Linked DNA regions of Homo sapiens: region 2 is linked to region 1. Evidence: chromatin loops called from intact Hi-C (ENCODE). Cell type or tissue: OCI-LY7. All regions are shown on one strand. Each heading gives the region's core, and the rest is flanking DNA. Links, peaks and the distances in the headings are about the cores only.

Region 1 (5,389 bases), core at 318-5,317:
GACATAACCTTTATTGTAGAATAAGCAAAGTGATGAAATGATGCCCCTATGAGAAAGTAGTCTGTAGATGGACTAGAGACCTAGCCCTGCTCTAGATGTAGTCTGTTTGGAGGTCAAGTTTGGATAACTGAAGATGACACTGCCTTGGGAAATGAAGCCAGTCTCAGAAGTGGTGTGGAGAGGTTGTAAGATATTAATCTGGCTCTGTATACACTGCATTCGTGTTGACAGAACAGCATCCCAATTGATTGAAAAGAATCTGCGAGCCATCTGAATAGAAACAGTATTTAAGTCATTAAGAATGGATTGATTACCAGGGCAATTAAGGAGACCTGAGGATCAAGGACCGAATTCAGGGGACACTGCAATTATAGCAAATACAATATGAGAGGTCAGAGAAGAAGTGACAGGAGAGACTATAAGAAAAGCTGGAAGTGGGCCGGGCATGGTGGCTCACACCTGTAATCACAGCACTTTGGGGCTGAGGTGGGCAGATCACATGAGGCCAAGAGTTTGAGAGCAGCCTGGCCAACATGGCGAAATCCCATCTCTACTAAAAATACAAATATTAGCCAGATGTGGTGGTGCATGCCTGTAGTCCCAGCTACTCAGGCGGCTGAGGCATGAGAATTGCTTGAACCCGGGAGGCAGAGATTGCAGTGAGCCGAGGTTGCACGACTGCACTCCAGCCTGGGCGACAGAGTAAGATGCTGTCTCAAAAAAAAATAAAAAATAAATAAATAAATAAATATATATATATATATAGAAGTGGCTCCAGGACCATATTCTATCATAGAAATCAAGAGAAGACATTTTTTTCCAGAATAGACAGGTGTTCTCTGGTGTTAAAAGCTTGAAGAAATAAAAAGATATAAAGCATGTGGGGAGGTGGGGATGGGTCTTAGATTTGCTAAGTAAAAATATTAAATCAGAAAGAAAGTATCTTTTCTATAAAGTAAATGATCTTTATTACATCCATTCATGTCAGGGTTTCTTAACCTGAGCATTATTGACATTTTGGTCTGGATGATTCTTTGTGGTGGGAGCTGTCCTGTGCAGCATCCCTGGCCTCTACCCACTAGACGTAATGCCACCACCTCCAGTTGTGATTACCAAAAAATGTCTTCAGATATCATCAGATGTTCCTGGTGAAGAACCACTGATTTAAGTATTTAATTCCTACCATGTATGTAGCACTACATTAGGCAGTGCAAGGCATAAAAAGTATGACACACTTCACCGTAAAAAAATACATTCTAATTGTCCTAAATTGAGTTATTCTGTTATTTCTCCTATTATGTTGGTTAAAACTATATATGTGTATACTCATACACACACACATACACACACACACGCACACACACACGTATACAGTAGTTATTCTCCAAGTTAACATTACATCAGCTTAATTATTGGATGATATTAGAAAAGTAGTAAATGGGAAATATTGGTGTCCCCATGCTGTATGTTTTAGCACAGATTAATGTAAGAAATTATTATGGATCTATGGTGGGACTAGTAAGCAATTTCCAAATTAAATTATAAGAAACATTATCACAAAAAACATTTGAAAAGAAAGAGCTTTAATGTTTGGAATAGATTCTGCATCAAAAGAAGCAACTTATCATCTTGCCAAACCTCAGCCTCGTCATTGTTTTGGAGCAAGAAAGAGAATTGAACCTCACTCATGTTTTGTTGCCTGTACCATTGAACAAGGCCCTGACTGTTAAGACTAATGTTGAGACCCTTGTTTTCTTTGCAGACTGCATCATCTGCTATTAAAGGTGCTATTCAGCTGGGAATAGGATACACAGTGGGTAATCTCACTTCCAAGCCAGAACGAGATGTTCTTATGCAAGACTTTTATGTGGTGGAAAGTGTGTTCCTACCCAGGTAAGAACATTTTTATTTGTGATGATTTCCATGCTAAGGAACCTTCTTTGTGACAACCCCATATTGAAGGGCTTTTCTACTATGTACATGTTTATATGTACAGATGTGAATATTGGGCCTTTGGCAGGGCCAAAGGCAGTCCAAATGATGTTTACTTCCTGTTTCATCAGGATGTCTCACAATTTTTATGTGGAGATGGTAAATAGGTTTCATCTATGGACTAATTCTAATTAGTTGTGATGAATGCCTGGAAGACCATATGGAGAAAGATTTTGAGGTTCAGTGGGAAAGAGTGCAGTAATCACAGAGTAATGTCCGCCAAGGGTTTATAGAAAGAAGGCTTCCATGAAGCAGCAACTGGTGCTAGGTTTTTGCTCCCCCTAATTTAAAAGCATGGGCTGGTAGGCCCATAATTGGGCCTCAAATCTGAGTTTAGTCTTATCTCTTCTCTTTTATGATGACTTTAACTTAACTTTCCTCGAGAAAACATGGATAATCCTGCTGTTTGCAAAAATACCAAAGTTACCCATATATGTTGTCTCTAGCTTTCATCATTTTAGGGTGAGGGGATCAATTATTTAAAAACAAATACATCTGGAAATGGATGATGGTAATATGAATGTATTAATGCCACAAAACTGTACACTTAAAAGTGGCTAACATAGTAAATTTTATGTTGAGTATATTTTACCACAATAAAACTAATTAATTAAAAATTCTATTACTACGTTCATTTAGGAAGAGAAGAAGTAATCATTAAATAAGTATCACCACAAGTGACAGGATTTTTCAAATGATCCAGAAAATAAAAATAAAGATATTCAATTTGGGGACTTGTCTTTGGAGCTGTGAGAATTGATTTTAACATTTCTCTTAAAAATAAGTCATGTTATTACCAGGCTTGGGTAAACATAGCTAAAGTGACACTTTGTTTACCACTAGTGTCCTCATCACCTTATTAAAAATCTATATGTATCTTTAGAATAATTGTCTTTACACATTTATCTCTGTGTCTAGGTGTCAACTGCCTAAAAATAAAACCTGTTTGTGGACATGCAGTAACCCCCACATAGTCACCAAGGAGCAGAGCCCATAAATTTTTAAAAGTCAGCTACCTCGTTTTGCTTTAAATGCTCTTAGCTGCAGAATAAAGTTGGTCTACTGGCCTTTTGAAGTCTGCTTGTCTAGGGTCCTCTAGCAGCCATGAGAACCAGATTCCAGGCAGAAAATGGACAACCGCAAGGCCCAAGATATAATCCTTGCTTATGATCCTACTCTTCTTTCTATAGTTGGAAATGTTCTCTGTGTTTGTTTTTAACAGCCTACCATTCCAAAAAAAAAAAAATGTATATTAACTACATGTTTTTCTCTTAAAAGCCAGGGGGTCATGAGTTTATCTTCATCTTTTGGTATGATTTTTTTAGGCTCATAATGCTTGTAAGTGTGTTTGCAGGATGTTTGTTTGAGCTCTCATGGTCTCCAAAGGTCTCTACCCAGACATTTCAACTTTGTTGTTCTTTGGCTACAAAGAACAGGAGAAATGGAGGACTTCTGTGGGAGTGTGGAGACAGTGAGCTCAGGGTGCTGAGAGCATTACAGCTGAAGGTGGGGGTATAAAGACGTTCCATGTGCTCCCCCTATCCTCACTGACTGACCTCTTCTACTTCCAGTGTCCAATCAACACAGCCAACCATTGACGGGCACTTGGGGAAAGCATGGCTCAGGCATGAGGTCCCCAAATCCTAAACACTGGCACACCTGGAACTTGCTAGACATGCAGATTCTTGGGCTCCACCCAGACCAACTGAATTAGAAACTCTGTGGGTGGGAACCAGGAATCTGTTTTAACAAGCCGTCGGGGTGATTCTCAGCACAGAAAGGTTTGAGAACCACTGGCCTCGCCCATGACTTTCCACTTGAGAGAGAGAATCTTTCTGGTAGATAACAAATTTTGTTCTTGGAGTTATTACACGACTCTTACAACTAATAAAACTCAAATCATTTTTTAAAAGCATCTTAAATGTCAAAATGACATCTATTAGCACTTTGCATCTTTGGCCTTCACTGTCATCCAAGGTAGCAGCAGCAGGTGTGTCACTGGCAGAGGAGTAGCTAGCTGACTTTCCCTTATTTAGAGGCATCCATTGTCACATTTAAAATATAGCAATTTAGAGTATTTGCAGCCTATAAATGTGCACACCTGTAATCCCAGCAACTCAGGAGGAGGCTGAGGCAGGAGAATCTCTGGAGCCTGGGAGGCAGAGGTTGCAGTGGGCTGAGGTCCTGCCACTGCACTCCAGTCTGGGCGACAGGGTGGTACTCTGTCTCAAAAAAAAAAAAAAGAAAAAAATTACCTCCCTCATTTTCTTTATAATAATATTGTGTAAAATGAGTAAAAGTCTATAAGAAAAACTTTAAAAATTATTAAGTGATACACGTGTGTGTGTGTGTATACATATACACTCATATAATATATATCTACACACATATGCAATGGAGTAATAAAAATACTACATAATAAATATAAAATAGAATAAAACTATTTAAAATAGATGCATGAAATAGAAAGGCTAAATAGATATTGATGTTTGCATGTAGGCACATTTAGTTGGATTAAGTTAGATTTAAATTGTCCGATAGAGAACTGTGCATACAATTACAATTACAAATCAACCCTTTCTCTGGGCTGTCTAAAATAATCAGGTACTAGACCAAAAAATGACATGCTGTCTGCCTTACCTTTTAGTGACGATTTGTAGGAAGAGGAAGGTGGGGGCTGGTGAGTGGAAAGATAGTAGAGTTTGTGAGGGAATGTTCTGTGTGACTGAAGACAAAGGCTGGAGGTTCATGGACCAGAAGGTGTGAATCTACTCTGAAAGACAGGCAAGAGTCCAGTCCAGGGAAAAAGGTGCAGATGGTAGGATTTTGGTGGGTACTCGAATTAAAAAAATGGATTTGTGAGGCAATATTGCTGGGGTCAAAACCAAAAAATCAAATTGACCAGAGTGAAAAATAGCCTGGGTCCTAGCATGGCTCTGCTGCCACGTAGGATGACTGGACTGTCCCTTCAGGTTCGTGTAACAATCCATACTACTTATAGTGTACATGAAATGCTTTCTATTCATTCAAGCAACCTTACTAAAAACACCCCATGAAAATAAAAGTCTATATCTTCCCTTCAAAAAAAAATGGCAATACAATATTTAACATTTGATGCATTTTTTTTTTCTTGTTATTTTTAAATGAAAAAGAATTATTGTCCCGGTTTGGCTCTACACCCTCGGACTCCGGCTCCCACGCCACCCTGGCAGGTGCCGGCCTCAACATTTGATTCAGACCAAGAATTTCTTTCAGCAGATGCTATCTTGTTTGTTTAAGTAACACAGGCACACCAGATGGATTTACAGTAAACAGAAGAAACTTATGTTAGTCTTGCCTCAGTTTCATCATCTGGACTCAGTGTCTTCGTGGATTTAGCAAAGGGATTTGGCCCAGT
Region 2 (5,389 bases), core at 294-5,293, 55 kb after region 1:
TCTACTGCTTAAGAGTGTGGACACCGGAGTTGACTGCTTGGGTCTCTGTCACTTATGTGCTGTGTGATATTGAGCAGATTACCTTATCTCTCTGTGCCTCCAGTTTTTCATCTGTAAAATAGACAATAGTAGTACCTAGCTTATAGAGTTGTTGAGATTGAATGCAAATGAGCTTCCTAGCACTGGCACATGGAAAGTACTCAATCCGTGCTATTAGTGAAACTTTCATGGAGGGTTGAGAAAACATGTGCTTGTTTCAGATTTGCATAAAATTCCCATCTTGGAGCCATTGTGATAATCCTTCCTGCATGTGGCCTAATAATAACCTCAAGTGTTTTTATTTTGATTCTTCATCTCTCAGCCACCCCGCTGGGAGGAATAACAGGAGCTGTGTGTCTGTATATCTAGAGCTCTCTGATAATGAGTAGATGAGACGAACAGGCCTTTGGGTTGACTGGCTTCCTGGTTCTTTTTCTCATTCAGGTGCTAGAAAGCTTCAAGATCATGGATTATAGCCTTCTGTTGGGAATTCATTTCCTGGACCATTCCCTCAAAGAGAAAGAGGAGGAGACCCCACAAAATGTGCCTGATGCTAAGCGGACTGGGATGCAGAAGGTTCTCTACTCAACAGCCATGGAATCTATCCAGGGTCCAGGGAAATCTGGAGATGGGATAATCACAGAGAACCCAGACACGTAAGTGCAGCCACACACCTACCCACCCTCTTGACTGTGGCAGCCCACGTCACTGGGTAATTATAGACAGTCACATTCACCTTAGGGTGGGACTCTAGGAATTAATTTCTACTTGGTGCTAAAATGGGTTAAACTGGTCTCCATTTCTATTCATCTAAAGATAACTAGATGAGTGGCAGTTTCTCCAGTTATTACTCCTTCACCCACTTGGTTTCTTTTTTTAACAATGGCTGAAAATGTTTTTGTCCCCATTAACTACATATTCAAAACATTCACCACAAGAGGAAGGAATAGACTTTGAATTTGAATAAACATGTTTTATTGTTTATTTATTTATTTTTTTTTTTTGAGACAGAGTCTCACTCTGTCACCCAGGCTAGAGGGCAGTGGTGCCATCTCAGTTCACTGCAACCTCCACCTCCCAGGTTCAAGCGATTCTCCTGCCTCAGCCTCCAAAGTAGCTGGAATTACAAACATGCACCACTACACCTGGCTAATTTTTGTATTTTTAGTAGAGATGGAGTTTCACCATGTTGCCCAGGCTGGTCTCAAACTCCTGGCCTCATGTGATCCACCTGCCTTGGCTTCCCAAAGTGCTGGGATTATAGGTATGAGCCACTGCACCCAGCCTGAGTAAAGATGTTTTAAGCAAATACACAATAAGAATGATGTTCGCAATTCAGAGCTTTTTGTCTGCCTAAGGGGATTCTGTTGTTCTAGTCCTGCACCCTGACAGATGTGGTCTCTCGTCTCAGCCAGATGTGGTAGTAACTACAGGATTAATTTGCATGTGTAAAATGCATATTGACTAACAGAAACAACTGCAACCAAAGTAAGTTATTGAAATGGCAGACTGCATCAGTTATGTGTACTAGCTGAGCAAGGAGACTGAAAGAAAGCAATCATTTTCCAAGGCCATAAGTGCCTGCCTTCTAGAATTCTCCAACGATGACTAAACCATGGGCATATTTCATTTTTGTAAAGGAAATTAACACATATTAAATATTTTTTGAAAAGTTCTTTCTTGCAAATCGATCTAACTGTCCAATAATCAGTTAAATTATCCTATATCAGTATGGTGAAATACAATAAGGCTATTAAAAACCACGCTAGCATTGAATATAAGGAAATGTTTGTCATTTAGCAAGTAAAAAAATCAGGTTATAAAACATGATAAATAATACCTTTTCTTGACTAATAAATACATACACACACACACATACTAGAAAAGCATACCAGATATTAAGTAGTTATCTTTGCATCCTAGGAATAACTGTTTAATTATATTTTTTCTTTGTGTTTTTCTGTATTTTATTTTTAAAAGTAAACATACATTACTCTTTTGATCAGAAAAAAGTATTGCATTTTTTAAAAGGAATATTTTATAATGGTCTAAAAATTCTTGCTCATAGTTTTAAAGTAGGAATAAGTTTTAAATTGGATTCTTCCCATCCAACTCTTCACGGTTAGCAGCTACGATATTATTCTCCTTTGTAGGGAAGTATTAATACATCATTCTGGATTCCCAGGATGACCTTAACTGATGGCCAAAAAACAAAAACAAAAAGGAACAAACAAAAAAAAAAGATGAATGGGAGATAGCCCAGAATTCTTAAAAATTGTCAATTTTTATTTTCAGTCTATTTATTAGAAATGATTTTTTAACTTCCTATTCTTATAATATGTAATCAAATATTTTCTCTTTTGCTCCATCAACAGAATGGGAGGCATTCCAGCTAAAAGCCATAGGGGAGAAAAACTACTTTTATTTATGGGCATTATTGACATTCTGCAATCATATAGGTAAGAAGTTTGAGGAGTGGTCTTTTATTATTTCAAAATCAATCTACAAAAGGTTCTGAAAAATCACCAAATGAGAGTGATTTTACATTCTCATTTCAATTTTTCCATTTATATTTAGGTTAATGAAGAAGTTAGAACATTCCTGGAAAGCTCTTGTTTATGATGGGGTAAGTGACTTATTTTCCTTATTATACTGTATATATTTCTGCTTTCTCAGAGACTTCAGAGTATGTGCAGGAAACTGTGTTGCTAGACTCTAAGAGGAAATGAAACAACGGTCTTTATAAACTCAGAATCTTAGGTTAGTAGATCAGTTCAAATCTAAGAATAAGGACAACATAAATTTGAATAGCTCTTCAAATACATGACATCCAGCCTAGCGGCCAGAAAAACAAAATGATATCTGTGTCTATGTGAAATCCAAAGGACCTAACTTTGAGAGAGGTCTTTTTTTGTAGGGATGATCAGTAGGGCATTTGAAATGAAGTTCTCACACAACCAAGCTACAGTAAGTGTGAGTCCTGACTCTGATGGTGAACAGCCTGGATTTGAACTCTGCATTCACTGCTGAACTAGCCATGTGACCAGGCACAATGCTGGTTATTTGGCCTCTTACCCTTGTTTCTCACCTGTACCAGGGGGATAGTAATGACACCTGCTTGGTGTGAACATGGGACAAAAAAATGCATTTCAGTGTTCAACACAATGCCTAACAAATACACAGAGAAAGTGAAAACTTTTTAATTGGTATGGATTTCTACATCAACATTTATACATGCTGGCTGCCTGAGGTTGTCTTTTTTTTTTTTTTTTTTTTTTTTTTGAGATGGAGTCTTGCTCTGTCACCCAGGCTGGAGTGCAGTGGTGCAATCTCAGCTCACTGCAACCTCTGCCTCCCAGGGTCAAGCAATTCTCTTACCTCACCCTCCTGAGTAGCTGGGACAACAGGTGCGTGCCACGACGCCTGGCTAATTTTTGTACTTTTAGTAGAGACAGGATTTCGCCATGTTGGCCAGGCTGGTCTCGAACTCCTGACCTCAGGTGATCCACCTGCCTTGGCCTCCCAAAGTGCAGGGATTACAGATGTGAGCCACTGCGCCCAGCCAAGAATGTCTTAATTGATGTAACTGAAGAAAAAAATCAGTTAACAAAGAGCAGTTTCTCCCATCTTTCTCTCTCCTTCTTTCTCCCATTCCGTCTCTGTCTCTCTGTCTCTCTCTCTCACACACATACACACACATACACACACACACACACACACACACACACGCAGTCCCATCTAGACATTAGATTTCTACTTCCTGCTACTAACAACATTTATTGGCCTAAGTTAATAACTTGAAGTAGCAATTCCAAAGAATATTTTGGTCAAGGATTTGGTCACACATTTCCTTTTAAGATGTTAGCAGATACTTTCTTTTGAAAGAGAATAAATTATAGATGATCTTCTTCTTCTTTCTTGGAAAGGAGCCCATAATTTCTCAGTTCTGTGGAAGACTGTTAATAACCTTTCAGCATGAAAGATCTACATTTTGTCCACCGCTAAGGACTGACTTCAGTCATAATGCACTTTTAAACAACAGGTTCACACATTTATTTCCAAGAATTAACCTCTAAGCTGGGTGTAGGGGCATGTGCTGGTAGTCCTGGCTACTCAAGAGACTGGGGCAGGATGATCACTTGAGCCCAGGAGTTCAAGTCCAGTCTTGAATATAGCAAGACCCTGTCTCTAAAAGAAAATTTTTTAATTAAAAAAAAAAAGAATTAACCTCAATCTTACTGAGATCAAAAATTCCTCCTATGAAAGAAGGTCAATATGGTAGGTTAATTTAATGTTTCCTTCCAGCTGAGAAAGGAAGGGACTGCATACATAGTACCTCGAACATTGAAGGGGAGAGAGTGAATACCCTCATTCCATTCCCCTCCTGTTTTCTGAGACCATTTCAATTTCCTGTTACCAGATGGATCTGAATCGTCTAGTCTTGTACCAACCAGGTGCATCTAAGGGCCCCCCACCTTTCTCTATTTAAAACCCAACACTTTGGGGGGAGACCAAAGCGGGCGGATCACTTGAGGTCAGGAGTTCGAGACCAGCCTGGCTAACATGGTGAAACCCTGTCTCTACTAAAAATACAAAAATTAGCCAGACGTGGTGGCACATGCCTGTAATCCCAGCTATTCGGGAGGCTGAGGCAGGAGAATCGCTTGAACCCAGGAGGCAGACGTTGCAGTGAGCCAAGATCGTGCTACTGCACTCCAGCCTGGGCGACAGAGCGAGACTCCATGTCATAAATAAATAATAAATAAATTAAAAAATATACCTATCATCTGCTTTTCTTTTCTTTTTAATGAAAATTTCTGTGCTGGTTATATATCATGAACCTATTTTTGTTTGTTTTCAGACATGGCTCTTACTTAAACAATGTTTATTCATGCCAAAGCGAACAACAATGTAACTTCTCTTTATAGGCAACGGCTGAACTTTAATCCTCTATGGATACCCCTCAGGCTCTTGCCTTCTGCTGATATTTCTAAATTACTGCCTTGTTGGAAGAATGTGTCCACTTCAGGCAGATACTGCCAGGATACCAGAAAGAGTACATTTTAAAAGATGTAGCAGGGCCAGGTGCAGTGGCTCATGCCTATAATCCCAGCATTTTGGGAGGCCGAGGAGGGCAGATCACTTGAGGTCAGGAGTTCGAGACCAGCCTGGCCAACATGGTCAAAACCCCTCTACTAAAAATACAAAAATTAGCCAAGTGTGGTGGTGGGTGCCTGTAATCGCAGCTACTGATGATGCCGATGCAGGAGAATCACTTGAATCCGGGAGGCGGAGGTTGCAGTGAGCCGAGATCCGCCACTGCACTCCAGCCTGGCGACAGAGCAAGACT

The links. Peaks named below come from ENCODE experiments on the same cell type or tissue, not always from the same donor. Only the 100,000 strongest peaks of a DNase experiment are listed, where the experiment ranks them.
Region 2: it touches region 1 in a loop (2.6-fold over the local background); 7 of 110 quality-filtered maps call a loop at or near these places.

The regions. Positions count from the first base shown.
Region 1 is chr9:68,862,075-68,867,463 of GRCh38, forward strand. PIP5K1B (phosphatidylinositol-4-phosphate 5-kinase type 1 beta) reads left to right here. Exons shown (of 16, transcript NM_003558.4): 5 at 1,763-1,893. Among named protein-coding and RNA genes, the nearest start is that of PABIR1, 85 kb to the left of the region's middle. In OCI-LY7, for the core only: no CTCF peak of the experiment used is centred there; no DNase peak of the experiment used is centred there.
Region 2 is chr9:68,917,065-68,922,453 of GRCh38, forward strand. It overlaps PIP5K1B (phosphatidylinositol-4-phosphate 5-kinase type 1 beta), which reads left to right. Exons shown (of 16, transcript NM_003558.4): 9 at 484-695; 10 at 2,415-2,498; 11 at 2,617-2,665. Among named protein-coding and RNA genes, the nearest start is that of PRKACG, 94 kb to the right of the region's middle. In OCI-LY7, for the core only: no CTCF peak of the experiment used is centred there; a DNase peak (open chromatin) is centred at 2,777; H3K4me3 peaks cover 305 bases; H3K27ac peaks cover 579 bases.